3 separate regions of the Homo sapiens genome follow, and all the other regions are linked to region 3. A link is an interaction called in ENCODE POLR2A ChIA-PET data of the cell type or tissue named here. Cell type or tissue: OCI-LY7. All regions are shown on one strand.

What was found. ChIA-PET counts read pairs that join two places held together with the same protein. Peaks named below come from ENCODE experiments on the same cell type or tissue, not always from the same donor. Only the 100,000 strongest peaks of a DNase experiment are listed, where the experiment ranks them.
Region 1: POLR2A ChIA-PET joins it to region 3 with 5 read pairs; 4 of 35 experiments call an interaction of 5 or more read pairs at or near these places.
Region 2: POLR2A ChIA-PET joins it to region 3 with 6 read pairs; 5 of 35 experiments call an interaction of 5 or more read pairs at or near these places.

The regions. Positions count from the first base shown.
Region 1 is chr6:3,033,213-3,041,212 of GRCh38, reverse strand. No RefSeq gene overlaps it. Among named protein-coding and RNA genes, the nearest start is that of RIPK1, 31 kb to the left of the region's middle. In OCI-LY7, no CTCF peak of the experiment used is centred here; no DNase peak of the experiment used is centred here.
Region 2 is chr6:2,822,673-2,830,672 of GRCh38, reverse strand. No RefSeq gene overlaps it. Among named protein-coding and RNA genes, the nearest start is that of SERPINB1, 15 kb to the left of the region's middle. In OCI-LY7, no CTCF peak of the experiment used is centred here; no DNase peak of the experiment used is centred here.
Region 3 is chr6:2,888,747-2,896,746 of GRCh38, reverse strand. It overlaps SERPINB9 (serpin family B member 9), which reads left to right. Exons shown (of 7, transcript NM_004155.6): 3 at 557-694; 4 at 1,239-1,356; 5 at 3,194-3,336; 6 at 4,759-4,914; 7 at 6,177-8,000. The coding sequence ends at 6,584. All of the region lies in intron 2 of SERPINB9-AS1 (SERPINB9 antisense RNA 1), which reads right to left. Among named protein-coding and RNA genes, the nearest start is that of SERPINB9-AS1, 8.8 kb to the right of the region's middle. In OCI-LY7, a CTCF peak has its summit at 3,614; DNase peaks (open chromatin) are centred at 3,286, 4,776, 5,616 and 6,014; H3K4me3 peaks cover 5,061 bases; H3K27ac peaks cover 7,488 bases.

The sequences.
Region 1 (8,000 bases), 140 kb before region 3:
ATTAAAGCCCCTAGGACAAGGCCAGACCCCTTGGAGTTTGTGATGTAGAGGTGTGCCTTACAAGCCTCTGCATATGATGAAGACAAACAAATTTTTAATGAGGCATTTTTATGGAAACAGAAAAAAAAAAAAACAAAGATTAACATTGGGCACAATTTATCCAGATGTTAAAGCATTTTTAGTTATAGAGGAGGAAGGCAGTGGCAATCTGACCCTTTTCTTTCTTTGCTTGTATTTTAAAGAATGGACTTTAGTTTGCAGGACCTTAGGAAAGAGGTAATAGCAACTCCATTGAGTTTATTTTTTTCTTTTCTTTTTTTTTTTTTTTGAGACGGAGTCTTGCTCTGTCACCCAGGCTGGAGTGCAGTGGTGCGATCTCGGCTCACTGCAAGCTCTGCCTCCCGGGTTCACGCCATTCTTCTGCCTCAGCCTCCTGAGTAGCTGTGACTACAAGCGCCCGCCACTGCGCCCGGCTAATTTTTTTTGTATTTTTAGTAGAGACGGGGTTTCACCGTGGTCTCGATCTCCTGACCTCGTGATCCACCCGCCTCGGCCTCCCAAAGTGCTGGGATTACAGGCGTGAGCCACCGCGCCCGGGCGAACTCCATTGAGTTTAAATTAGAAAAATAAAAGGAAAAAAATGTTGAATGCATTGGGAACTTATAGCCCAGAAAGAATTCAGGATTTAGTTAAAATTGTGGAAAATAATAAAAAACTTTAAAGCAGTGAACAAGACTAGAATTTGATGACAGATGTACTACAGCTTTTCTGAAACATAATTTTTCTTTCCAGTTTACTAAGAACAAATTATAATAGAACAAATCTATTGGTAAAATAAGTTTTAGCCTTATTAAACTTGGCTTGAGTATTTGCATAAAGTTAGCAAGAATAATTATTTTGCATATAGACTCTTCTACTTTTTAAATTTGGTTTTGCTGAAACTTTATTCCATAGAGAATCTCAGATTTGAATTTAATGCCTTAAGGCCAGTTATGGGTTTGTGCCATTAAATACCTGTAAGAGTTGGGTAAATTCTTTTCCTCTTGAGGTCCCAAGATAACTTGGGGCTCCTGGGCCTGTTAGAAAGTGACATTCTTTAGTTATCACAGGTTAGGAACCCTGCACAGGGACTGTGTAGATAAGGTATGAGGCCAGCTTTCCCAAGGAACTTTTATTGGCTTTATAAGTTAACTTTGATTCCGCCCCCCCAAAAAAGCATGCCATTCCAGTTAAAGCTTGGTAAAATAACCAGTGTCTCCAATTGTGTCCTGTTACAAAAGAAAACAGATTTTTTTTCCTTTTTTTTTTTTTTGAGACAGGGTCTCCTTTGTCACCCAGGCTGGAGTGCAATGGCACAATATCAACTCACTGCAGCCTCGACCACCCAGGTTGAAGCAATCTTCCTGCCCCAGCCCCCCAAGTAGCTGGGACTACAGGCATGTGCCACCATACCGAGTTAATTTTTTGTGTTTTTTATAGAGACAGGATTTTGCCACATTGCCCAGACTGGTCTCAAACACCTAAGCTCAAACAATCCACCTGCCTGAGTGCTGGGATTACAGGCGTGAGCCATGGCACACAGCCAGAAAACAGAAAATAGATTTTCACACAGCCAGAAAATTGGCCATGGCACACAGCCAGAAAATAGATTTTGAATGAATATAAGCAAATAACTATAGTATCCGTGATGGCATGAGCCATGGCACACAGCCAGAAAATGGGCCAAGACACACAGCCAGAAAATAGATTTTGAATGAATATATGCAAATAACTATAGTACCATAAATTAAGTATATTTGCAAATAGCTTTTACATTCTGGAGAAATCAGGTAGAGAGTAAGATATGCTTTAAATTTTGGTTACAAGATTATACTTTAGCCAATTGTTAAAGGCTGTAAATAGCTTAAAAGAGAAAAGTTTTTATGGACTTTGAAAAGCAAAAGAGTTAACAATGTTTTAAACAGAAAGCTACAAAGAGATTATTTTAGTTTTCCATTAGTTTAGTTTATGTAATTAACTTCTGTTCTGCTCGATATTTATGAACACATTAGCTTTTAATGAGAGTCTGGGAAGTTTTTTCTTTATTCTAATGTTACAATTTCCAAAGTTATTAGAAACCTGCACTCGAGAGCACCTGTTAGAGGTTGGAATTGAACAATGAGAACACATGGACACAAGAAGGGGAACATCACACTCTGGGGACTGTTGTGGGGTGGGGGGAGGGGGGAGGGATGGCATTAGGAGATATACCTAATGCTAAATGACGAGTTAATGGTGCAGCACACCAACATGGCACATGTATACATATATAACAAACCTGCACGTTGTGCACATGTACCCTAAAACTTAAAGTATAATAATAATAATAATAAAGAGCACCTGTTAGAGTTCTACAGGTGATTATAAAACCACCTTGATCCAAGGCAGATAGAAAAAAGAGGACAATAAAGAGCTTTAGAAAACTTTATTTAACTCTATAAGGCAGGTTAACCATTTGAGCTCTGAATTTTTCTTGTTGCAACTTGCCCATAAGTTTAAAATGTACATGAAAACAGGCCATAATATGCAAGCAGCTGGAGTGTTAAAGAGAACAACAAAATCAAAGATTAGGATGTTAGAAATTGTCTTTCCCTTTTAAGGCTGGATCTTTGGATTGAACAGATAAAGAGAAAAGGAAAAGAAAGAGTGGAGAGGCAAGGGTTCAGCTTTACAGGAGGGCTTGTGAGCCTCCCAGCTACTGCATGGTGTGGAGCTAGCACTCTTTTCCACTTTATCTCCCATCACAGAAAGCTTTAGCACTTCAGACCCACAGAATGTGGAACAAATGTTTCCCACCTCCACAAGTTACTAGTTAAGTTGAGCTGTTTTCAGCTGGAGCAGAGAGCCCCTTTAGATTAAGGCCACTGGGGGTTGAATTTTTGTTCTGGGGCTCCTTCAGCTTTCAGGGCAATCCTGTTTCCAGTGGCTAAGCTTGTGGCAGAGTGGATAAGCTGTGTACAGCTTTTCCCCATTTATTTTATTGGGTAAGTTGCCTTTTAGTGGCCTGGGCTTTTGCACAGATGGCAGTTATTTGGAGGAGTGTCCTTAGGGAAACCTGGAGAAGCTGGGGGCTTGTAAAGCAGCCAACCATTGGACCTGCCTCTTGTCCCTGCATTTTGTTTTTTTCTTTTCCTTAGCCCTGTTTTCCTTAATTTGCTTTCGATTATAAAGACTGAGGAGGTTAATCTGAGGATTTCCTTCATAGGGGCCATGCTGTGTTACAAAAGAAAATTAGATATTTCTTTTTTTGAGAGTCTGAGGGTTAAATTTGTCTTATTGCTTTAGGATGCAGCCTATCAGTGAGTCTGAAGGAATAGACGGGGTTTGTTCCATGGCGGAACTGGAAAGCACACCCCTCGGGGGCAGTGCCAGTCAGGGTCACGAACCACACTTCTGCTTGGGGCATCCTGCCAAGATGAATGCCGAGATGTTTGCCAAGTTCCACATATGTCTGCTGAGGGACTTGGGGTGCACTGTATAAAGGGGCATCCCACCTATTAGTAAAGATCATCCAGGGGGCCCTACGGGTGGACAGCCAGTCCAGGTTCTCACTCACACTGGGTGATCAACCATGTTTGGAGTTTGAGATTGTATTTTGGGTATTGTATGAGGAAGGAAGGGTACAAGAAGATCTCCACGGGTGCCAGCCCAGGAAAGGGAACGGGGAGGGGAAGACTCACTATTCTGAGGCTGTCTGAAATTACCTAATTTGGCAACATCTGGAACAGGACGGCTGGGTGACTCCCTAGAATTTGGACTGAGACAGAGGGTCTGAGCCACCCGAAACGTGTGTGAATTTGCCCTGAATGGGCTTCCATGTCAATTGCAGCACACGTAGGGACTACAATCAGAAAAGAGAGGCGAGCCTTTTCCCCTTCCGGGCAGGGCAGCTGACCCCATTCACTCTTTGGCCTTCAGGCAATGCTGGACAGTGGCCCTTGCCAGTTACCCTCAATTACCAAAGAACTATTAAGAAACGGCAGCCGACAGACGAAAAGAGAAAAGGACTTAGGTCCCTCACCTGACCTGGGCAGTGGCGGTCAGACGTTTCCACACAAGCACCTTTCAGTCCCACGGGAGTATAGCCCCAGCCGGAGACCTGCAACTGTCTCTGTGCTTAGACGCTGTCCACCGAGGTTCCCGAGTTGGGAAAGAGAAAGAGAGAGGCAAGAGAATTCCCCATGAGGAGAGTGTTCCCCTGTACGGAGAGATCCCAGAAGGACCCAGAAATGTCATGGGTGAGTGGTGACTATCTGGGCCAGTGGTGTGGGAGTGTAAGAATTTACCAAGACAGTTGTAGGTAAAGAATGGCAGATTTATTAGATAAAGTAGGAAAATACTTTGCCAGGGAGACAATGGGCAAGTCAGTGGAGGCTGACTACAAAGAAACAAAGGCTTGTGGAGATTGTATAGGGTAGTGTTTATGCCGAAGAGGGCTTTGTGCAGTACTGATAAAGCCAAGACTGCACGGAGCTAACTTGCAGGTGTCTAGCTGGGTGCAGGATTGTGAGTTATTTGTGCGGAAGGGCGATGCGTTCTGGACCATGAAGAAAGGCAGACTTGTAACTTACCTGCTTTCTCTTTTTGCTTTCCCTTGGACCTGCCAGCCTGACTCCCTTTCTCTAATTAGGACTCCACAGTATTCTTTTGTTAGCTTATTAGATTTTGAATGTCTGCAGGTCTGTAGTGATCTCCCACCTTCAATTTCTAATGTCGGTAATTTGTGTCTTCGTTTTTGCTTGATCAATCTTTACAGAGATTTATCAGTTTCATGGACCTTTTCAAAGAATCAGCTTTTGTTTTCATTTCATTTTCCCTACTGTTTGCTATTTTCAATTGTATGGATTTCTACTCCTGTTTATGATTTCCTTCCTTCTGCTCGTGTTGGGTACGTTTCACTCTTTTTTTATTTCTTAAGGTGTAGGCTGGTATTATTGATTCAAGACCCCCTTTTCTAATGTAAGCATTTTAATGCTGTGAATTTCCCTCTAAGGACTACTTTAGTTGCATCTTACATATTTTCATATGTTGTATTTTCATTTTCACTCAGTTAAAAATACTTCTAATCTCTCTGAAGACTTCTTTGACCCATGGGTCACTTATAAGTATGTTTAATTTCCAAGTGTTTGGTGTTTTTTCTATTGTCTTCCTTTTATTGATTTATAGTTTAATTCTATTATGGTAATAACATATTTTGTATGATTCCAATTTTTCCAAATTTGTTAAGCTGCAGGGTATGATCTATCTTGGTGAATGTTCCAGGTGTGCTTGAAAAGAATGTGTTTTCTGTCATTGTTGGATGGAGCGTAATATACATGTTCATTGGATCTAGTTGATTAATGATTGTGTTAGCCTGTTTTGCATTGTTATAAAGGAATACCTGAGGCTGGGTAATTTATAAAGAAAAGATGTTTATGTGGCTCATGGTTCTGCAGGCTGTACAGGCACAACACCAGCATCTGCTTGGCTTCTGGGGAGGCCTCAGGAAGCTTCTAATCATGGCATAAGGCAAGACGAGCCAGCTTATCACATGGTGAGAGAGGGAGAGAGAGAGATAGAAGGGAGGAGGTGTCAGGCTCTTTTAAACAATCAGCTGTCATGTGAACTGGATAATAGATAAGCTGTTTCAACTAGATAATAGAGTGAGAACTCACTCATCACCAAGGGAACGGCACCAAGCCATGCATGAGGGATCTGCCCCCACGTCCCAAACACCTCCCACTAGGCCTGTCTCCAACATTGGAGGTCACGTTTTAACATGAGATTCGTAGGGGACACACATCCCAACCATACCAGTGATGGAATGTCATCTCCTTGATGATTTTCCATCTCTAGTTCTCTGTATTGCTGAGATAAATGGTTTCTAATGAGAAATCTGCAGCCATTTGAATTGTTGTTCCCCTATGGGTAATATATATATTTTTTCTTTGCCTGCTTTCAAGAGTTTTTCTTTATCCTTATTTTCATGTGTTTTGCTATGATATATCTGGATGTGTATTTCTGTCAGTTTATGTTGTTTGGAGTTTGAGATTGTATTTTGGTTATTGTATTTTTCAGTTGTAAAATTTCCATTTGCTTCTTTTTGTTTTTTTATTTTCGAGACAGTATAACTGTGACACTCAGGCTGGAGCGCAGTGACGTGATCCCAGCTCACTGCAGCCTTGTACTTCTGGGCTCAAGCAATCCTCCTGCTTCAGCCTCCTAAGTAGCTATGAATACAAGCACGTGCCACCACACCCACCTAATTTTTTTTTTATTTTTCGTAGAGATGGGTTCTCACTATGTTACCTAGGCTGGTCTCGAACTCCTGGTCTCAAGTGATCCTCCCACCTTGGTCTCCCAAAGTGCTAGGATTAGATGCGTGAGCTATCGTGCCTGGCCTGTTTCTTTTTTATATCTTCGATTTCTTTACTGAGACTTTCTCCTTTCTCCTGGTTTCTAGAATATTTGTAATGGATCATTGGAGGGTATTTTTGGTTTTGTTTTTGTTTTTTCTGTTTTTTTTTTTTTTAATGATGGAATTTCATTGTCTCATAGATCTGGCCAGAAGTCTGAAGTCAAGATGTCGACAAGACTGGTTCCCTTTGGAGACTGTGAGGGTAGATCTGTTCCATACCTCTCTCCTGGTTCCTAGTGGGCGTAGGTAATCATCGGTGCCCTTGGCTTGCAGCAGCCTCACTATAGTCTCTGCCTCCAGCCTCACATGGCCTTCCCCTCGGAGGCTTCTCTGGGTCTCAAATCTCTCTCTGCTTTCTCTTATAACAACACAGCTACTGGGTTTAGGGTCCACCCTAGATTCAGGATTGTCTCATCTTGAGATCCTTAACTTACTTATGCCTGCAAAGACCTTGTTTCCAAATACGATCACATTCTCAGGTACCAAAGGTTAAGTCTTGCACATGCCTTTTGAGGGGGATACAATTCATCCCACTACAGGGAATAATTTACATATGATAAAATTCAACAATTTTAAGTGGCCAGGCATGGTGGCTCTCCCCTGTAATCCCAGCACTTTGAGAGGCCAAGGCAGAAGGATCGCTTGAGCCCAGGAGTTTTAAGACCAGCCTGAGCAACACAGAGAGACCAGATCCCACTTCCACAAAAAATAAAAAATAATATTTGCCAGGCGTGATGGTGCATGCCTGTAGTCCCAGCTGTTCAGAGAAATCTCTCACCCTATTTCCACCATGTGAGATACAACGAGCAGTTGGCAGCATGTAGTCTGGAAGAGGGCCCTCACCAGGACCGGACTGTGTTGGCACCCTGATCTTGGACTTTCACCATCCAGAACTGTAAGAAATTAATTTCTGTTGTTGATAAGCCACCAGTCTATGGTATTTTGTTATAGCAGCTAGAACTGACTAGGACACTCTATTAAGAAATCTATACTTGACATTCGGAAAATATTGAGAAAGGCAAATACGACCAATGCAAAATTTGGAGACAAATGAAGTTGTTTCTTTCTTTTTTTTAAACTAGAGACTGGGTCTCACTGTGTTGCCCAGGTGGGTTTTGAACTCCTGGGCTAAAGCAATCCTCCTGCCTTGGCCTCCCAAAGTGCTACGATTAGAAGTGTGTGCCACCACACCTGGCCAAGGTTGTTATATTCTAGTAATGATGAAAATGCATCTCAAGCGCATAAGCTTGGGAGGTACCTCCTGAGTAGTGACTGAGGGCATTCATTTGTCTGCACTTGAACTATGGGTGTATGTTTATATTTTGGAAATGTTAAGGAGTACCATTAGTTCCTTTCTCTAAACCCCTATTCCTGGCCCTTGTTATGCCGTTCAATATGTGGTCATAGTGGGACAGTTTCTTAAGAAGAAAGAAAGGGAATCCTTAAAGAAGAGACTAAGACATTAATTAATCCAGTAACTCACAAGCGATGTCTTTCCTTGTGGCCCTTGGCTCAAAGTCCATGGCATGTAAATCAGACACAGTGACTGTGCAGCCCTGCCTGC
Region 2 (8,000 bases), 66 kb after region 3:
TCTCGCCATCTTGCTCAGGCTGGTGTCTAATCCTGGCCTCAAGTGATCCTCCCACTTTGGCCACCCAAAGTGCTGGGATTACAGGCATGAGCCACCACACCTGGCATCAGAATCATATTTTAAAATCTAACATTCAAATGTTTATACTAAAACAGATAAAGAATGTCAATTCACAGAGTTTGGAAACGCTACTCAAACCCCAAGTAGGAAAATACAAAGAAATCCATCTCCAGACATATCCTAGTTAAACTGCACTCATCCAAAGACTAAGGGAAAAATCATAAAATGAAAGCAACCGAAGAAAAGGCCAAAGTACCTTTAAAGAGGCAGCGATTACAATGTCAACACATATGTCAACAGAAATAATAAAAGCCAGAAAACCATAGGATGATTCTCTCAATATGTTGGAAAAAACAAAATCTAAATACCTGGCCAACCTAGAATTATTGTATGCCCAGGAAGAACATCCTTCAAGATATTTTCAGACAAAAACTGAGAAAGTTCACCATCAGCAGACTTCCCCTGAGAAAAAGTGTAAAGGAGATTCTTTATGCACAGGAAATGTCAGAGTTGTAACAACAACAAAAAAAGAGCAAGAAAAATTGGTAAATATAATAAGTTTAAATGAATATTGACCATATAAAACAGAAATGATGTCTACAAAGTTTCAAATATATCCAGAATTAAAATAAATGATAGCAGAAGTTGGGGAGGGAAATGGAGTCAAAAGTTCTAAGGTCCTTGCATTGTCTGGGAAGGGAATAAAGTAAAATTACAATTACATTAGAGGTTGATAAAGAATGACAAAGAATACCATCATCAGTCTGAAAGAAGAATAGAAAGATGAGAAAGTGATACATAGAGTAGGCATGACAACTAGCAAGATGGTATGTATATTAGACTCTAAATACAATGTACATTGAATAAATGTCCCCGTTCCAGTTAAACGACAAAGATGGTCAAGCTGAATTAAAAAAAATACTATATGCTAGTTAGAGGAAATAGATATAAAACATAAGACTAGGGAGAATTTGAAAAGAAAAAAATAGAAAAAGATATATCATGCAAATACTAACCATAAAAGTAAGCGTAGCTATAACGGCATTAGGGATAATGTCTACAGAGTCTCATATATATCCAGAATTAAAATAAATGATAACATAGAAGTTGGGGAAGGAAATGGAGTTAAAAGTTCTAAAGTCCTTGCATTGTCTGGGAAGAGAATAAAGTACAATTACAATTACATATTTCCTATTCCTATTCCAGAGATAAGGACAGACACTTCATAACAACAACAAAAAGTTTCAACTCACTGGGAAAATATAACAATTCTAAACTTGTATATATCCAACAACATGCCCTCAAAATGAAACAACAAAAATAGAAAGAAATTAAAGGAGAAATTGGTCTGCAATTTGAGAACAAGACAAGGATGTGCTATCACCACTTAATAATTTAATGAAGATCCTAGCTGATATACTAACTCAAGAAAAAAATAAATAAAATATATAATGATTTGAAAGAACAAACCTCACAATATTTCAGATTATTTTTATAGAAAATTTAAATTATTAGAATTTAAGTAAGTTAAGTAAGGTTGCTGGTTATAAGTTTAATTTGTAAAGCTAATTTGTATTTCTAGGTAACATATGCAGTTTAAAAACTTTTAATACCATTTATAAGGACATCAAAAAATACTTTAGTGCCTAGGAATGAATCCAACAAGTTGTTCAGGATTCTATACAGAAAACTATAAATGTTATTGAGAGTAAATGAAAGAGATCTGAAAAAATGAAGAGCTATGCCGTAGTTATGATGCAATACTTTAAATATGTCAATTGGGCTGGGCATGGTGGTTCACGCCTGTAACCCCAGCACTTTGGGAGGCTGAGGGGGGAGGATCACTTGAGCCCAGGAGATCTAGATCAGCCTGGGCAGAAGACTTCGTCTCTACTAAAAATAAAAACAAAAAAATTAGCCAGGCATGGTGACACGTGCCCATCCCCAGTCCTTTGGAGGCTGAGGCAGGAGGATCACTTGAGCCTAGGAGTTTCAGGCTGCAGTGAGCTATGGTCACACTACTGCACCACTCTAGCCTGGGTGACAGAGCAAGACTCTGTCAAAAAAAAAAAAAAAAAAAAAGCCAATTGGTCTATAGAATCAATGCAATCCCAATAAAAAATGCAATAATTATTTTTGTTTGGTTTGGTCTTCTTTTCGGTGAAATATGGCAAGTGGTTCTTTTTTTTTTTCTTTTTTTTTTTTTTTGGAGACAGAGTCTCGCTCTGTCACCAGGGCTGGAGTGCAGTGGCATGATCTCTGCTCACTGCAACCTCCGCCTCCTGGGTTCAAGTGATTCTCCTGCCTCAGCCTCCCAAGTAGCTGGGATTACAAGTGCACGCCACTACGCCTGGCTAATTTTTGTATTTTTAGTAGAGATGGGGTTTCACCATGTTGGTCAGGCTGGTCTCGAACACCTGACCTCGTGATCCGCCCACCTCAGCCTCCCAAAGTGCTGGGATTACAGGCGTGGGCCACCGCACCTGGCCAAGTTGTTCTAATGGTTATATAAATATGTAAAAGCCAAAAACACCCAAGACAATCTGGAAGAAGAATTAGCAAGAGGATGGACTTAATTGAATCAAGACTTATTCTAAAGCTGCAGAAAATAAGATAAAGCAGTTTTGGTGCAAGGATGACCAGAAACGGACTAGAACAGAGAGGCTAGAAATAGCCTCCCACGATGAACCCAGCTTCATGACGAGTAGGACTGTCGTCCCAGTGTACCCCAAACAGCCTGTTTACACCTCTGGTCCTAATGTAATTAGTACTTTTGTATCTTTTATCTTTTACTCTCAAAATTTAATCCACTTGGATAATAAATCCTATCGTCATTATACTTATGACAATTGCAGCATTTCGGGGTCGAGAATTAATAGGGAAATTTTTCAATAATTTGTCTGGGACATTTAGGAACCCATATAAAAAAAATTTAAAGTTGATTCCTGCCTTACAACCTACAGGAACATTGATACCAGATGGACTGTAGACTTAACTGTGAACGAAAAACAATAAAGCTTTCAGGAGATAATAGAAGCATCTATCTTCATGAACTTGTGGAGAGAGATTTCTTAAGAAGACACACACACATGTTTTGTTACATTTAGTCCGAGGCATATGGACTTTTTTGATGCTAAATTGGACCAAATGAAAATTAAGAACTTTAGTTCTGCAAAACATAGCACTGAGGAGTGAAATGGTGAGCCTCAGGGGTAGTTTACGTAGGCCAATACCCTAAGAAGCTGTAACATCTAGCTAGGCTCTGAGAGTTTCCATTGGCAGCATTCCGATTCTAGAGCTTTTCCCACTTCACTCTGTGATCTCCCAAGCTGCCGATTAAAAAAAAAAGTAGTGAAGGCAGCCAGAGAGAGCTCTATGTAGTCACAACTTTGGAGAACTGGCTTCCAAATATCTTCCGAGTTTTTAATATTTCAGAAACACTGCCTTAGGTGACCGAAAGGAAGTGGGGGCCAATTCTAAGGTGTGAGAGCAGGGCGATCTGGTTGAGTGTTATAAAATCTGGGTGCTTTTATTTATTTATTTTTATTTCATTTATTACATTATTTTATTTTATTTATTTATTTACTTGAGATGGAGTCTCACTCTGTCTCCCAGGCTGGAGTGCAGTGGTGCAATCTCGGCTCACTGCAACCTCCATCTCCTGGGTTCAAGCAATTCTCCTGCCTCAGACTCCAGGGCAGCTGGGATTATAGGCGCCTGCCACCACACCTGGCTAATTTTTGTGTTTTTAGTAGAGACAGGGTTTCACCATAGTGGCCAGGCTGGTCTCGAACTCCTGACCTCAGGTGATCCACCTGCCTCAGCCTTCCAAAGTGCCCAGATTACAGGCTTTCCTGCCTGTAATCCTGTGTTGCCCAGGCTGGTCTCAAACTCCTGGGCTCAAGTGATCCACGTACTTCAGCCTCACAAAGTGCTGGGATTACAGGTGTGAGCTACTGCACCCGGCCTATGTCCTTGTATTCTAAATTCTTCCTTACTTGAAAAATAATCAGTATATTGTAACCTAGAATTCTCATCCCACCATAGCTCTTCTTCCAGCTTAGGGCAGGAAGAACTCGCTAATATTTAGTGAGGAATAACACGGGGCCAGCCTGGCACTTGGAATCTGATATTTGTATTTTTGTTAAGTATTATTAACACCAACCTCCTGAAAAGGGTGCTATTATCCTCATTCTATAGATGATCTCAGAGCAGAATGGAGACTTGGTCTCACTGCTCTGAAGGGCAAAAATCAACCTGATTCGTCATGAGCAGAAGTCCCTGAATTTCACCATAGGATTTTGTCAGAGGGTTGAATACATTCTAAGCTCTCCTAAGAGGTTTGGGTGCTTCAATATTAATGTTATCCTTTCACTTTTCACTGTGAAACTCTGCCAATGGAAATGGAAACTTTGATAATTTAGGAATCTTCTATAAACTTGTTCTTCACCAGGTAGACTGGGAATTGCTTGGACATAGGTAAATGACACATTTCAGTAGAACCTGCTGATTTATCATCTTTCCATGGCACAAATTCAGCAGCCTTGTCTCCCTCCATTGTCACTGCCAAGAGCCAAGATCATTACAAAAGCTTGTACATCTGGTTAGGGATAAGAAATAAACTAAAGGATACATTTGACTTAAAAAAAAAAATTCAGGACTAAGGGAGGATCTGTTATATTTCAACCTTGGAGAAGGTGATGCTTCAGAAACATCTACAGATTATAAAGTAAAAAAGCATTTCTTCAGCTGAACTTTCAGAGTTCTAATTACATATATTTAAAATGGCAGAATTGTAATGCTGGGGAGACTTCTGATCTGAAAAACCAGTCAGCAGCTGCTGTGACCACAGCTGAATACCCAGGTTGTGGAAGAGTGGTGTGGAGTGAATGAATTAAACCCCAAATCACTCTGCCCAAGGATAACTTATAGTGTGACATCTTATATGTGTTGTGTAACAAAGCTGATTTTCTTTTTGAGATGGAGTCTCTCTCTGTTGCCCAGGTTGGAGTGCAATGGCACCATCTCGGCTCACTGCAACCTCCGCCTCCCGAGTTCAAGCAATTCTCCTGCCTCAGGCTCCCGAGTAGCTGGGATTACAGGCATGTGCCACCACGCCCAGATAATTTTTGTTTTTTTGTTTTTTTTTTTTTTTTGAGACGGAGTCTCGCTCTGTGGCCCAGGCTGGAGTGCAATAGCCCAAACTTGGCTCACCACAACCTCCGCTTCCTGGGTTCAAGTGATTCTCCTACCTCTGCCTCCTGAGTAGCTGGGATTACAGGCATGCACCACCACCACGCCCAGCTAATTTTTGTATATATATATATATATATTTTTGAGACAGAGTTTCGCTCTATTGCCCAGGCTAGAGTGCAGTGGCGCGATCTCTGCTCACTGCAAGCTCCGCCTACCGGGTTCATGCCATTCTCCTGCCTCAGCCTCCCCAGTAGCTGGGACTGCAGGCACCTACCACTGTGCCCAGCTAATTTTTTGTACTTTTAGTAGAGACGGGATTTCACCATGTTAGCCAGGATGGTCTCGATCTCCTGACCTCATGATCCACCCGCCTCGGTCTCCCAAAGTGCTGGTATTATAGGTGTGAGCCACCACGCCCGGCCTGTATTTTTAATAGAGACGGGATTTCACCATGTTGGTCAGGTTGGTCTCGAACTCCTGACCTCAAGTGATCCACCCGCCTATAATATATAAAATATATATATTAAAAAATATGTATTTTAATGTCAAAAAGCCTCATGGCTGCTGAAGCATCTTATGGCCAATGGTGACATAAACAAATTCACATTAAAACACTGACTCCGCCTGCCACTTGAAGAATAATTGCAAGGTAGTCAGGAGTGGGAGCTGTGGGGTCACTCAGGGGTCATGACAGTGGCTTCCACCAGGAGCCAGAGGAGGTGGACATGAAGAGATGGACGTGAGACCTACTGGACAGCAGCATTTTGCAGTCGATAAGTTGTGGAGGGTGAAAGAAAGTGAATTTTCTATTAAAGTTTTCCTTCAGCTTTCTAGCAGTTGGGCAAATGCACATGCTACCCCTGAGATGAGAAGCCCAGAAGGCTGACAGTTCTGGTGGAACTTGGGAGTGTAGTCGTGAACACGTGGGTCTTCCAGAAGGAGATGCCACGTTGGTGGTTGGGTATGTGGATCTGCAGCTCAGAAGTGAGGTCTGGGAAGAGATGCCAACCTGGTTACCCACACCACAGAGCTATAAGATTGCATGGATGAGGCTGGGCGCGGTGGCTCACACTTGTAATCCCAGCACTTTGGGAGGCCGAGGCGGGCGGATCACGAGGTCAGGAGATCGAGATCATCCTGGCTAACACGGTGAAACCCTGTTTCTACTAAAAATACAAAAACAAAATTAGCCGGGCGTGGTGGCGGGCGCCTGTAGTCCCAGCTACTCGGGATGCTGAGGCGGGAGAATGGTGTGAACTCGGGAGGTGGAGCTTGCAGTGAGCCGAGATTGCGCCACTGCACTCCAGTCTGGGCAGCAGAGCAAGTATCTGTCTCAAAAAAAAAAAAAAAATATTGCATGGATGAGAACGTGTAGGATGTGAAGAGGGGAGGGCCCCTAAAAGAGAACCAGAGATATCCACCATTCAGATCCACCATTCAGGGCCAGGAACAGGATGAGGATGACCAAGGAGGCCAATGAGAAGTGGCCCAGGAAGGAGATGGGAGAGCTCAGGGAATAAACTGTATCACATTCTACTGAGAAGTCAGGCGAGGTGAGTTAGCAACATGGAGGTCACTGGGGACCTCAGCAAGGAAAATGTATTTGGAGTGGTGGGGACGAAAGCCAAGTTGAAGTGGCTTAAAGAGTACATAGCCCAACTCTGGCTGCAAGATTGTGGCACTAGCATAGATTTTTTTTCTTATTAATCAGCCTTGAGTCATAGTTTACATATCATCACCCACTTTAAGCATAAAGCTCAATGAACTTTGATAAGTGTATATCCTTGTGAATGCAGCACCCAAGTCAACATATAGAACACCCTGTCACTCCAGGAGTACACTCATTTTTAAATGTCACTGTAGATTTCTTTGTTCCGTAATTTTATAGAAATGGAACCGTATACTAAGCACTTTTTGTGCTTGACTTCTTTCCCTTGGCATGCTTTTGAGATTTATCCATGTTGTTACATGTGTCAGTTCATTCTTTTTTAACACCAGATAGTATTTCATTGTGTCTTAGTCTGTTTCGGTGGCTGTATCAAATCACCATAGACCAGGTGGCTCATAAACAACAGAAATTTATTGCTTACAGTGCTGGAGGCCACAAAGTCCAAGATCAAGGTACAGGAAGATTTGATGTCTGGCAAGGGCCTGCTTACTGGTTCCTAGATGGCCCTTTCTTGCTGTGTCCTCATGTGGAAGAAGCGGGGAGGCAGCTCTCTGGGGTTCCTTTTATAAGGGTGCTAATTCCATTTATAAGGGCTCTACCTTTACGACCTAATCACCTCCCGAAGGTTCCACCTTCTAATGTCATCAGCTTGGGAGTTAGATTTCACCACATGAATTTTAGGGGAACACAAATATTTAGATCACAGCATTTAGATATATACTGTAATTTAATTATCTGCATAATTTTAATGGACATAATTGAGTTGGCTCTATGCCGTGAAAGCAAATACAATTCAGCATTAGACGATCTAGTAAGAAGAAAAACAATATAATGAGAAAAAAATTATAATCATATGACAAATGGTAAAAAAGCATTTGGAAACACTTAACACCCTAACTTGATAAGGAACTTTTGCTGGAAACCCATAACATCATGCTTAGTGGTAAAATATTATAGGTATCTCCATTAAAGTCAAGACCTGTTGTTAAGGTTACCTGTTATCACCAACACCAATAAATTTTTCTAGATATAGCAGACAGTGAAATGAGTCAAGAAAGAGAACTAAAGTACAAAT
Region 3 (8,000 bases):
TTTTTGTTACTACATTGAAGTTAGAGAATATGATCTATATAATTCTGTATTTCAGAATGTATTGGGATGTTGAGACTTTTCTTATGGCCCAATATGTGTGATATATTTTGAAATATTTAATATACACACATGTAGTCCCTATAGGGTACAATTTTAATAACTGTGTTATTGTCTTATTAATCACATTGCTCATGTAATATCCTTGTTTCCTTTTGAGGATTCTGATGATTGTATTTCCGTCTATTTTTCCATGCATTTTTTCTGCTTTTAACTTTTTAACTGCATCTTTTTTTTTCACTATAAATTTTAGAGGTAATTTTCCCACCACTTAGGGTACATTTATATTTTCCTTTTGATGCAAGATTTTATCACAACCTCTTTTCTGAGCTTTTCTCACCCTTGTCATTTTTTGTGTGTTACTGATCTTTAAACAAGCGAGATCCATTCAGGCAGAATGGCTACATCTTTTACTCGCCTGTTTTCTGTCCCCTCTCTCTCCTCTCCCCAGCCATCAAAGAGCTATCTTGATAACTTTTAAAATTATCTTTCACAACAGGCACTGTCTTTAAACACAGAGGAAGACATTCATCGGGCTTTCCAGTCGCTTCTCACTGAAGTGAACAAGGCTGGCACACAGTACCTGCTGAGAACGGCCAACAGGCTCTTTGGAGAGAAAACTTGTCAGTTCCTCTCAGTAAGTTGAATCAATAGAACAATAAAAGTTGCATTCAACATACCTGGTGATATAGAGTCTGGGAGAAAGACCCTAGAGAAATTGAGAAATTTATGTTAACCAATTTAAAAAAATTGCACTATTTTTTTTTCTAAGATGGGGTCTCACTACGTTGCCCAGGCTGGTCTTAAACTCCTGGTCTCAAGTGATCCTCCTGCCTGTTGGGATTACAGATGTGAGCCACCACGCCCAGCCTAAACTTCTTTTTTTTTTTAAAGACTGCAATTCTATAATTATACCTTGCATTAGTATTGCAAAAGTAGTCTCTACTTTTCTTGAAAGGTAAAATTGAAAGGTAAAATTCTCAAGTTCATTTCTGGTTATTCAGGGTTCAATACATACCTATTCACAAACTCTGATATTTTAACATATCTTCATATGATCACTTTTAAAGAGTTATGTATATTCTTTTTATTAAAAAAAGATAACATATTTAGAATTTTTGGAAGTTTGCTGACATTTGTATTTAGCAATGCAGCCTCACTGAACATTTTTCTCTCCAAAGACGTTTAAGGAATCCTGTCTTCAATTCTACCATGCTGAGCTGAAGGAGCTTTCCTTTATCAGAGCTGCAGAAGAGTCCAGGAAACACATCAACACCTGGGTCTCAAAAAAGACCGAAGGTCAGAATGACAAGTTATTGCACCTTCCTCCCAACCCGTCCTCCTCCTGCGGCTCTTCCTATTCCTCCTTCCCGCCTCTTATATCCTCTCTCCTCCTCCTCTCCCTCCTATCCCTCCTCCCTCTCCTCACCCACCTCCACCTCTCCACTCCGCCCCCTCTAATTTCACGGGTGTTTCAGATGGTCAGAGTAGTGTTGACTGGCAGGGCCTCCTGGCATACTGAACCTTGATGGACTCATAAAGGTTCTGATCAGACATTCAGGTTTTCAGCAACAGAGATTTACTTTTGTCTATTCTCCCAGGACCAGAGTAGCTGATACAAATGTCAAAAGAGGGCCAGCCACGGTGGCTCTCGCCTGTAATCCCAGCAATTTAGAAGGCCGAAGTGGACATATCACTTGAGGTCAGGAGTTCGAGACCAGCCTGACCAACATGGTGGGACCCCCCCCCGCCCAACATCTCTACTAAAAATACAAAAATTAGCCAGGTGTGGTGGCCCATGCCTGTAATCCCAGCTGCTTGGGAGGCTGAGACATGAGAATCACTTGAACCTGGGAGGCAGAAGTTGTAGTGAGCTGAGATCATGCCACTGAACTCCAGCCTGTCTCAAAAACAAAAAACAAACAAAAAAACAAATGTCAAAAGAATCTCAGGCCAGGTTTCCAGTTTAATAACTTGCATTAAAATATACTCTCCCTGGCCTGTAACATTCACATGTCAGGTGACTCCATTGTCTCTGCGAGAAGGAGATTGGTGGACAGATCTTGCCTGAGGTATACACTTGGGCTGCCTCTTCCTAGGTTCTGGGGGACCTCCATCACCATTACCTTTACCTGCTAAGGTCACTCCTGACTTTTCATGTCTTCCACTTAAGCTCCTTTAGTTTGACTTGATAAGCCTACATTTGATTGGTTAACTGCCGACCCTCTCTCAGGGCTGATCAGTTCCACAGACTGAAAATACCCTCCATTTGGGGTTGAACCTTATTCATCTACATTTCAGAAAGTGACGTGTTCCAGTCTAGGCCTCCAAGACCAATGATGGTCTGATGAACCATTCAGACTCCTCTGCGCCAATTATGCTTAGTACCACCAGGAACATTTCCATTTCTGTGAATAAATGAGACGGTAAAGAATGGGAGACGTTCTTCGCTTAAAGTCTCAGCAGTTGTTTCCCGCATTCCTGCTTGGAGTATTTACCACGGATGCTCTCTTCAGGCAGTGGGTTAGCAGGGATGCCCTCAGTTCATTGAAACAGTACCACTTGATCTCCAGGGAAAGAAGGGGTGATCTTTGTTTGCCCACATCCTCTTTTCCAGGGATGCCTAGTGCTTTGTTGAGGGGATTCAGCAGGAATATCTCCTCCAAAAGCTTCTGGAAACTCCCCATGTGCCCAATGTCAGCTCTTCCCGCTTTGAGCCGTCCATTCTGGTTGCTTCTGACATGTCCATGTATAGTCACAGAATGTTAGAACTGGGTGTGATCATGAAGGGTTGGATCAAACACTCCAATTAACCATGTGAGACAAACACCCCTTCAGCCTATCACATTTCCTGCTGGTCTTGTTCTCCAACCTGGTGTAATTTTTCTACTTTGTACCAACCTGCTTTCCTCGAGTGACTTAGGTATCTTTCACCATCCTCAACTTGGTGGATGTTCTCAAGGTGTCAGTAATCATGAATACCACTCATATGTGCTGTTTTTATTTCTCTACATAACAACCCAAACTCAGCAAAGTTGAAAACAGAAGTTTGCTTCTCAACTAATGATCCAGGATCATCCAATGCATCAGGTTCTTATAAAAAGCAACTGAATGTAGTCTCTACTTTTCTTGAAAGGTAAAATTGAAGAGTTGTTGCCGGGTAGCTCAATTGATGCAGAAACCAGGCTGGTTCTTGTCAATGCCATCTACTTCAAAGGAAAGTGGAATGAACCGTTTGACGAAACATACACAAGGGAAATGCCCTTTAAAATAAACCAGGTGGGGGAAGCTTTTTAAAATCCTGCTAGTTTGATGAAGAAGTTGAATGGAAAGATTTAACTTTGTAAAAGTGTAAGTGACATAAGCGTAAGCCAAAAGGAATTTGAAACTTAAAGTATTTCTGAATGAATTTCTTAACTCAGTAGAAAAAAACGGAAGGAGTAAAAGATATTTGCTGCATATATATATTATATATACGTATATATAATATATATATATATATGTAGTGTTTTATCACTGCTCTTAACTGCCTTTGATAATTTCTCATAAACCATTGCTGCCACCTAGTTTTGGAAACTAAAGATCTTCCTATAAGCCCAATTTACTTGGCTAGAAAGCAAAAAAAAAAAAAAAAAAGTGTTAAGGTAGTGTGATATGTGGGAGTGAGAGGCAGTATAGGGCAGGGTAGAGGGAGAGAAGGTGAAAACATGTGTCTTTAATTAGTTATTTTTAAAATTAAAGTAAGTTTTGATTTGAATTGTTAACTAATTATCATTAATTCAGTATTTACAGCTTTTTAATATTAAAACTTCATGACAAAGACCTTAGTTTTGACATTGAAGTAAAACTTAATTAAGGCAGGCATTAGAATAATTTGCCAAATCTTCCAGCCCCTAAAAAGATACTATTTTAATGTAATTAAAAAACAAAAGCAGGTAACCCTCCTGCATTTTTTGTAAGGTGTACTTTAACTTAAAAAAATTAGTTCTCTAGTTGCAAAGGGTGGGAGGAGGAGAATTCTAACCCTGGTTTTAGAACTATTTTAATTTTTATAATAAATGATCTGTATCAATTTTTTAAAGTATTACGTTAATAAATGTAATACTTTGCTGAGCTTCTATGTGCTTATGCCTCTTCTGTATTTTAAAAAAGTTATTTCATTAGAGTATCAGAATTGAAAAGATTGGGTTAAAATACATTACTACATATGTAGGTCGTTACTCTTTCTGAGAGAGTGTATCCATTTATACTCCCTGTCATGCTGTTGTGGAACTATAAGTTTCATCCCACTTTATGATTTTTTTTCTCATATGTTGGGTTGGATAAATAGGAAAAACAATACACATTTTTTTCTAATTAAATCAAAACAAATTTGTATTTAATTTCATTTGATTATATTGCTTTCTTAGATCTATTTGCTGAGCACAATTTAAATGAGAAACATCTTTCTCCTCTGGAAAATGTAGGGTATCACATTTTATTTTGCAGAAGAAAACCTTTCCCAGGGTGGTACTGTGTCTGCTTGCAATGAAGATAGGAAGGAACTGGTTGACTTTTTTTTTTTTTTTTTTTTTTTTTTTTTTTAGTGTTAACTGGGGCATGAATGTGGCGGTTTCCATCACAGGTGCTGAAAACACTCTTGGAGGCAACTGCAGCTCTTTTGAAAGTTTTAATTGCGTCTTTCAATAATCCTTCCCCCAGGAGGAGCAAAGGCCAGTGCAGATGATGTATCAGGAGGCCACGTTTAAGCTCGCCCACGTGGGCGAGGTGCGCGCGCAGCTGCTGGAGCTGCCCTACGCCAGGAAGGAGCTGAGCCTGCTGGTGCTGCTGCCTGACGACGGCGTGGAGCTCAGCACGGTAAGACCCGGGCTGCGGGAAGAACCCAGGGACACCTTTGCGGGCAGAACTCGAGTGCCACTTCCACCTCTCATATTCACCTTCTGAGTTGGCGATGCGGCAGACGCACACTGTGCAGGCACTTGGCGTTGGGATCGAACTTTTGTTCAAGGCTGACTTTTCCCAATATTGTCTGCGTGATCTGCCAAACTACACATCTCAGTCCTCTGTTTTTTCATCGCTAGAAGGAGTGGGCGGCGGTTAAAATGCCTTTTAAAATAAATCAGGTAGGAGGAAGCTTATAAAAATCCTGCTAGTTTGATGAATGGCAGACTTTTAACTCTAAAAGCATAAATGACTGCTCGGGGTTATTGCCTCCTAGAGTTATGATGAGGATAAAATGTGGGTAATTCAGGTAACAAGCTTACCACATTGCCTGGCAACTAGTAAATGCTCTACAAATGTGATCCATTATTACAATCATCATTCTTAGCATTATGCTTTTAAAGTCTAGGAACCTGAAATAGAGAATGAGGAAGTCTTAACTTTGACCTAACAAGGCTGGGAGGGGGCATCCAGGGAGGTGTGAAGTCCAGTTCTCAGAGGGTGGGACCAGAGGCAGCCTCTGAGGGCACATCCAGGCACTCGGCTTCCTTTCAGCATGGATCTCCAGGGTGAGAGAGTCAACCATGGCAAATGGCAGGCAGTGGGACCCCATGACTTAAGAGGTCTGTGTGCGCAGCAGCCATTGGCTCTCCCTCTGCCCACCTTCCTGAAACTATGCTCCGGAAACTATGCAGAATCTCTCTGGGGCAGATAATCCTCTGGTAACCTCTCTGCTCCGGAAACTATGCAGAATCTCACCTGGGACAGATAATCCTGTTGGAGTGGCTCACACTGAGAGCCCTTTCGTTTCCAATCCTTTTCTTTACTAGCAATGGTTTGTTGTCTTTAAAAAGACTATGTTTGAAAAAAAAACACAGTCGCCTGGGCATTGACACTTGTCACAATACAAGATGTCTCTGGAGTTGTTGGATAAGGAGAGGACAGCCACAGCCTTCCTGCCTCTGACTGCTTGGTGTCTCTCCCCCTTGTCAAGGAAGTGGCACATGGGACATAGGACAAGTAAGAGTGCTCACAAGCTTCTGGCAGATGAAGGGGCCACTGATCCTATGTGAACAAACAACACCTACGTGCAAGGGGAGGAAGGGAACTGTGAGTGCCTGTGCGCTTGTACATGTGCACTGAAGTCGGAATCTTAAAGTCTAATTCTGGTCTTTCAGGTGGAAAAAAGTCTCACTTTTGAGAAACTCACAGCCTGGACCAAGCCAGACTGTATGAAGAGTACTGAGGTTGAAGTTCTCCTTCCAAAATTTAAACTACAAGAGGATTATGACATGGAATCTGTGCTTCGGCATTTGGGAATTGTTGATGCCTTCCAACAGGGCAAGGCTGACTTGTCGGCAATGTCAGCGGAGAGAGACCTGTGTCTGTCCAAGTTCGTGCACAAGAGTTTTGTGGAGGTGAATGAAGAAGGCACCGAGGCAGCGGCAGCGTCGAGCTGCTTTGTAGTTGCAGAGTGCTGCATGGAATCTGGCCCCAGGTTCTGTGCTGACCACCCTTTCCTTTTCTTCATCAGGCACAACAGAGCCAACAGCATTCTGTTCTGTGGCAGGTTCTCATCGCCATAAAGGGTGCACTTACCGTGCACTCGGCCATTTCCCTCTTCCTGTGTCCCCAGATCCCCACTACAGCTCCAAGAGGATGGGCCTAGAAAGCCAAGTGCAAAGATGAGGGCAGATTCTTTACCTGTCTGCCCTCATGATTTGCCAGCATGAATTCATGATGCTCCACACTCGCTTATGCTACTTAATCAGAATCTTGAGAAAATAGACCATAATGATTCCCTGTTGTATTAAAATTGCAGTCCAAATCCCATAGGATGGCAAGCAAAGTTCTTCTAGAATTCCACATGCAATTCACTCTGGCGACCCTGTGCTTTCCTGACACTGCGAATACATTCCTTAACCCGCTGCCTCAGTGGTAATAAATGGTGCTAGATATTGCTACTATTTTATAGATTTCCTGGTGCTTAGCCTTATAAAAAAGGTTGTAAAATGTACATTTATATTTTATCTTTTTTTTTTTTTTTTTTCTGAGACGCAGTCTGGCTCTCTGTCGCCCAGGCTGGAGTGCAGTGGCTCGATCTCGGCTCACTGCAAGCTCCGCCTCCCGGGTTCACGCCATTCTCCTGCCTCAGCCTCCCGAGTAGCTGGGACTACAGGCGCCCGCCACCACGCCCGGCTAATTTTTTGTATTTTTAGTAGAGACGGGGTTTCACCGTGTTAGCCAGGATGGTGTCGATCTCCTGACCTCGTGATCCACCCGCCTCGGCCTCCCAAAGTGCTGGGATTACAGGCTTGAGCCACCGCGCCCGGCTATATTTTATCTTTTATCTTTTTCTTTGACATTTACCAATCACCAAGCATGCACCAAACACTGCTTTAGGCACTGGGGACACAAAGGGGACAGAGCCATCCTCCTTTGACACCTGGTCTTCAGTTCTGTGCCCAACGTATATAGTTTTGACAATGACCAGGTTGGACTGTTTAATGTCTTTCAACTTACCACGTAATCCTCTTGTAGGGATCACATCTTTCTTTATGATATTGTATTTCTCTACCTCTAACAGTAAAAATTCCATTCAACCCTTAAAGCTCACTTCAAATTCTTCTTTGAGAAGTTTTTCCTTTCTCCGCAACCAGATGTACATATTTGAACTCTCTTTGTACTTGGAGGGCACTTCTTTCGTGGTAGTTCTTTTATTTTTATTAATCTCTGTATCCTTAGATAGTCCTCCAACAACCAAAGGTTGGGACTCTGTCTTACATATCTGGGTGCCCCTCATAGTGCAGTAATAAGTAAGTTGATTATATACGAGCTATGTAACTTATATTTTTTAATGGTTGGATATCACTGAGTTTTTTTTTTTAAGAATTTTTTTATTGAGGTAAACTTCACATAACATAAAATTAACTATTTTAAAGTGAGAAGTTCAGTGCCACTTAGTATTGTTAACAATGTTGCATAACCACCACCTTTATTTA